2 separate regions of the Homo sapiens genome follow, and region 1 is linked to region 2. Evidence: chromatin contacts called from ENCODE Hi-C or POLR2A ChIA-PET data. All regions are on one chromosome and are shown on one strand. Each heading gives the region's core, a stretch centred on a gene start or an enhancer-like site at or near the end of the contact. The rest is flanking DNA. Distances are from core to core; before and after follow the strand shown.

Region 1 (2,728 bases), core at 13-2,512, 33 kb after region 2:
AGAGAGGTGGGCCCAGCAACACGCGCCCAGGTATGGAACGCTTTGTCCTTATCTCAACCACCTGTCTCCTGAAACAAGGTGACCCGCTATTCCACCACAAGTGGTGAGACCTCACCCAAGGTGCTATATCTCTCTGGGGCTTAAGGGAGTTAGGCTACCAAAACTTGACATTTTTTCCCCAGCTCTGACATGCATATGTTCTCCGACTCCTCCATCTCTTTCAGACCTAAGAGTCTGAGATTCTCACAGTGCAGAGGGAATGTGATGCTGTGGGGAGTGGGCAGGGGCAGGCAGGACTCATGCATTCATTCCTTTCCCCCAAGAACCGTTTCTGTATGCCTTCTCCATGTCAGGCTCTGCCTTAGGTGCTAGAAATAAGTTAAACTGTAGCCTCATGGCCAGGCGCAGTAGCTCACGCCTATAATCCCAGCACTTTGGGAGGACAAGGCAGGAGGACTGCTTGAGGCTAGGAGTTCACAGACCAGCCTGCGAAACCCCATCTCTACTAAAAAAAAGTACAAAAATTAGGTGGGCATGGTGGTGCACATCTGTAGTCCCAGCTGAGGCAGGAGAATCGCTTGAACCTCGGAGGCGGAAGCTGCTGTGAGCCAAGATCGTGCCACTGCACTCCAGCCTGGGCAACAGAGCGAGACTCCGTCAAAACAACACACACACACACACACACACACACACACACACACACACACAGACACACACATACCCTGCAGCCTTCACATCAAGGAGCCAGGCTTCACAACCTTCAACATGCATCTGCAGCTCTTGGCAAGTTCTGATTCAGCAGGTCTGGGCAGGACCTCAGGTGCTGAGCCCAGCCACACCTGTCACCTAATCCCACCACCAGGATAAACCAGCAGAGCCCCGGAGCTGCTCTCCGTCAGTCATCCCCCACCCCCATGGACCACTGGCCGCGGAAAACGGAAGCACAGCTAACCAGCTGCCAGGGACACCTTTTCTGCCCACAGGTCAGCTTTCAACGAAAGCAAATCTCTGGGCTCAGACTCCAGAGCAAACCAAGTAAGAGTTCATTCTGTGTGGGGCTTGTACTTGCAAAGCTGCACAGTTCAGCATCTTGGCCCTCAATACGTCAGATCGGCGGGCGGTGAGAGACAGTTCAAATGTCACCCCTCCTAGAGGGCCAGGCAGGCTGCAAAGCGGGCTCTAACCTGGTCAGTACCCAATTTGCAGGGCTAGTTTCCACAGATAAAACAATCGGGGCTGAGCGGGGCTGTCTCCTGAACCTGCTGCCCCGCCCTCTGGGAGGAAGAAGGCTGGGCGCGGGGGCGGTGAGGCAGGAAGGCCCCGCCCAGCAGAGAGTTCTCCGGGACCACCTTTGCAGGCAGGAAGCAGATTCTCCTGTCACTCCAGCACGGGCCTGACTCAGGCTGGAGGAAAAGCAGGGCCCATCGCCAGAGTCCTGGCTGGAGTGAGAGGCATTTGGCTAATGGAGCCCCTCGCAACCACATCAGAACCTCGCAGTGTGTGGAGGCGGCCAGGCTGTTTATCTAAAGGGTGGATCGTGTGAGAGATAGGGGACAGCTGGGCTCCACGCGCTGGCTCCAGCCAGAGAAAGCTGATTCGGCAGCTCTCCCAGGGCAGGGCTCCGCAGCAATCCACGCAGGGGAGAGGGGAGGACGGGCGAGCCCAGCTGGGGCACATCTGTAACCCAAGAGGCCGGCTCCTCGCCCCTCCCAGAGGGTGGAGCTCCCAGAGACTCAAGCTTTCAGGCCCCAATCCTCAAACCTTCATCCTTGTGCCCTTTCTATCTAGCTCAAGAAAAAAGGGTGCATTACTACAAAAAGCTGGTGGCTTTCCTGACCCAGAAATTCCCCTTAAAAAGAGACAAGGACAGCCGGGCGCGGTGGCTCACGCCTGTAATCCCGGCACTTTGGAAGGCCAAGGCGGGGTGGATCACCTGAGGTCAGGGGTTCGAGACCAACCTGACCACATGGTGAAACCCTATCTCTACTGAAAATACAAAAATTAGCTGGGCGTGGTGGCGGGCGCCTATAATCGCAGCTACTCAGGAGGCTGAGGCAGGTGAATCGCTTGAGCCTGGCAGGCGGGGGTTGCAGTGAGCTGAGATCTCACCATTGCACTCCAGCCTGTGTGTCAAGAGTGAAACTCTGTCTCAAAAAAAAAAAAAAAAAGAGAAAAAAAGAGACAAGGCCACCCAGTCTCTGTGGGGACCATGCAAGATTGCGGGAAACCTCAGAATTCATTTGTTCATTCTACTTAGCTGAGGACTAAGCAGTCCCCTGTGTTACATGCAGGGGACACATCAGCGAGCATCACAGAAGAAGAGAGGGACAATAATGATAAGTGTGGTTTTTCTTCTCTTTTCTTTCTTTCTTTTTTTTTTTTTTGAGACGGAGTCTCGCTCTGTTGCCCAGGCTGCAGTGCAGTGGTGCAATCTCGGCTCACTGCAACCCCCTCCTCCCAGGTTCAAGCGATTCTTCTGCCTCAGCCTCTTGAGTAGCTGGGATTACAGGTGTGTGCCACCATGCCCGGCTAATATTTTGTATTTTTAGTAGAGACGGGGTTTCACCATGTTGGTCAGGCTGGTCTTGAATTCCTGAGCTCAAGTGATCTGCCTGCCTCAGCCTCCCAAAGTACTGGGATTACAGGTGTGAGCTACTGTGCCCAGCCTTCTTTTCTTTCTTTGAGACAGGGTCGAGCTTTTGTTTCCTAGGCTGGAGTGCAGTGGCAC
Region 2 (2,700 bases), core at 79-2,578:
TCCTTCATCATCTTTTCTCTGAAGCCAGAGGGCCGGGCCATCTCCCTGTCAGATGGACAACACTGTGCAGACAGACGACATCACCAAGATGAAGCGGCTCTGCCCTGCGTCCCTCTCGAAAGGAGATAAAACGTGATTTATCCAGACACTGGCGACGCCGCTGTTCCTTGGGGGAAGATGTCACAGATTCGGTATTCCTTGCCTCTTTGCCTCCTACCCTTTTTTGGTTGCCTGTCGCTTGATTGCTCACATGCCACAGGCTACATGTGTGAGGCCAGGGGGAGGCTGTGTAAAAATAAAAACATGAGGTGACCTGAGCTCAGGACTGCCAAGAAGATGGGTGGCCCTGGGGCTGGAATTCTGGGCCTTTCTAATGAAGGCAGTTGTTTGTCAGAAGCTGAGGGATGCCCAGACCCAGTGACACCAGCGGTCCAGCCGTATGAGCAGGACCCTGAAGGACTGTCTGAGATACAGAGGAAACCCAGGGGGACCACAGGAGGGTGGGGGAGGGCCCACAAACCTGCATGGAGCAGGGCCTCAGCCTCCAAAAATGCACTCCCGCCCTTTCTCATCCTGTTGGGGGACAAAAAAGAAAGCAGGGAGATGGGAAGATAAATGGGGTCCCTCTCCCAGCCCCCAATCTCAAGGTTAGCCAAAGCTCTGGCTGAGGCTTAGATCATTCCTGTCCTAGTTGCAGACAGAACTCTCTTTTTTTTTTTTTCCCGAGACGGAGTTTCACTTTTGTTGTCCAGGCTGGAGTGCAATGGCATGATCTCAGCTCACTGCAGCCTCTGCCTCCCGGGTTCAAGCAATTCTCCTACTTCAGCCTCCCGAGTAGCTGGGATTACAGGCATGTGCCACCACACCCGGCTGATTTTGCATTTTTAGTAGAGTGGGGTTTCTCCATGTTGGTCAGGCTGGTCACGAACTCCTGACCTCAGATGATCCGCCCACCTTGGCCTCCCAAAGTGCTGGGAAGAACTCATTTTAAAAACTAGTTAAGGAGCACTGAGGCCTCCACAGGTGTAGGAGATCCAGAGAAGGGAGGGATAGGTTGGGGTGGGGAGGTAGATGAGAGGGTGCTCCTGACTCCTCCCCATGCTGGCCCCAAGCACAGGACCCCGCCCTGCCCTCCAGTCTGCACTCTGAGTGAGGCCACCGGGCCACTGTGCCTGGGGCTGCCCAGTCCTCCCCACCAGGCTCCTGGATCTGCTGCTCACTTGCAAGGTCAGAGGAGAATTTCTGCACAAGCCAATTCCCAGCTGAGTTTTTGGAAGCCCAATGGGGCTTCCCCCTTTCCCGCTGAAATCCTGACAGGAGCAACGTTTTCTTTTCCCAGGGCTTTGGCACAATTGGCCAGTGGGGGAGAGAGGGAGGGAGAGAGGGAGGGCCTGGAAGGGATTCTCCGGTCTTGACTTCTCTGTTAGGAATCCAAACCACACTCTGAAAGCCAAACCGGTGACCGTATAAAAAGGGGGAGAGAAAAAGGAGGGGGAGGAAAATCCCCATGAAGGAAGCCGGGACCACAGGGCATTAAAGGCCTCTTGTAAATATAGTGCAGCCCGTTGACGGCAGGGCTCAGCTTCTGCCAGAGTCTTCAAAGCCATCCAGATGCCGCCCTAGGAATCTGATGAGCATCGCAAGGAAGATTGCACGGGGCATGAGACAGACCTAACTCATCAGGATTAACTCAGTCCTGAAAGCGGAGAAGAAGCTGTGCAGCTGCGACGTCTAAGCAGTAACTGGAGGTCCTTCTTCCTGCCACTCTGGGCTGGGCTGGGGTGAGACCAGCGAAGGAGTGGGGGCCTCCGGTGGGAGTCTGGGGTTCAAGTCCTACCTGGGCCACAGGCTGGCTGTGTGACCCTGAAACAGGTCCCTTCTCCACTGGGACTGCTGTGTGCTCATCGGAGGCCTGGGCTCTATGGCTGCTACCTCTGGAAGCCCTAAGATTGATTGACAGTGGGGACGTTAGTGGGCAGAGGAGGAAGGAGGAAAGGGTTAATGGTAGCTAAGCGCTCAGCACACACCTGGTGCACACTAAGAGCTTTTCACTGAATTCCCTCCCTTCATCCTCGCAACAACCTTGAAGCAAGTACTTTAACCAGGCCCATTTTGTCCTAGAGGAGATGGCAGCTCAGAAAGGTTGAAGGACCTGTCCAAAGTCACACAGCTATCTAGTGGCTGAGCTGGGATTTCAACCTGGGGTTTTAAAGCTTAGAGAGTGTGGGGGAGCCATGATCTTTGCACTTGGATCATGTCAAGCCTTGAGAGCCACCGTGAGGACTTTGGATTTTATTCTGCATGTGAAGGGAGATGAGAACAGTTAAACCCCCAAACCAACCACAGCCTCCAGGGCTCTTCTTGGGAAAGCGGTACCTATGGGATGGACTCCCATGAGAGCCAGGGCCTGGGGCCTCAAGTAGAATCACCAGACACAGTACCACTGGCCAGGGTCCCCACACCAGCCATGAAGAGTTTGGTAGCTACCTCCATGAACTAGGACCCATTTGTAGAGGTAATAAGAGGGCACTGATTATAGGAGCCGTAAGAGAGGGCTGGCCTCGGGACCTCTTCTGGTCTGAGCAGGCTGATCTATTCCTGGCAGCCTCTCCTCTTCACACTCACAGTGTCTATGCATGCATGTACAACTCCTTTTTCCCTGTCTTTCTGCCACTTGGAACGCCATTCATTCTTGGAAGA

Evidence for each region. Hi-C counts contacts between places; a loop is a spot of excess contacts on that map. ChIA-PET counts read pairs that join two places held with the same protein, here RNA polymerase II (POLR2A). Pooled maps may share reads with other maps.
Region 1: a loop to region 2 is called in a map of IMR-90, with 5 times the contacts of the local background. The contact joins two enhancer-like sites. A Hi-C loop is called at or near these places in 12 of 168 maps with a recorded cell type or tissue (CD4-positive, alpha-beta memory T cell, Caco-2, IMR-90 and 9 more), 2 of 37 single-sample maps with no recorded cell type and 14 of 50 pooled maps. POLR2A ChIA-PET finds 5 or more read pairs at or near these places in 14 of 52 experiments (AG04450, CD4-positive, alpha-beta T cell, CD4-positive, alpha-beta memory T cell and 11 more).

The regions. Positions count from the first base shown.
Region 1 is chr10:103,771,074-103,773,801 of GRCh38, forward strand. All of the region lies in intron 2 of SH3PXD2A (SH3 and PX domains 2A), which reads right to left. Among named protein-coding and RNA genes, the nearest start is that of SH3PXD2A-AS1, 26 kb to the left of the region's middle. RefSeq lists an enhancer at 269-1,239. Within about 2 kb of position 1,263, at least 33 of the 41 ENCODE cell types and tissues checked have a DNase peak (open chromatin) inside an H3K27ac peak, as active enhancers do; they include heart right ventricle, where a contact is called at or near this core.
Region 2 is chr10:103,738,088-103,740,787 of GRCh38, forward strand. The region is part of intron 3 of SH3PXD2A (SH3 and PX domains 2A); the gene reads right to left. Among named protein-coding and RNA genes, the nearest start is that of SH3PXD2A-AS1, 7.3 kb to the right of the region's middle. Within about 2 kb of position 1,329, at least 9 of the 41 ENCODE cell types and tissues checked have a DNase peak (open chromatin) inside an H3K27ac peak, as active enhancers do; they include heart right ventricle, where a contact is called at or near this core.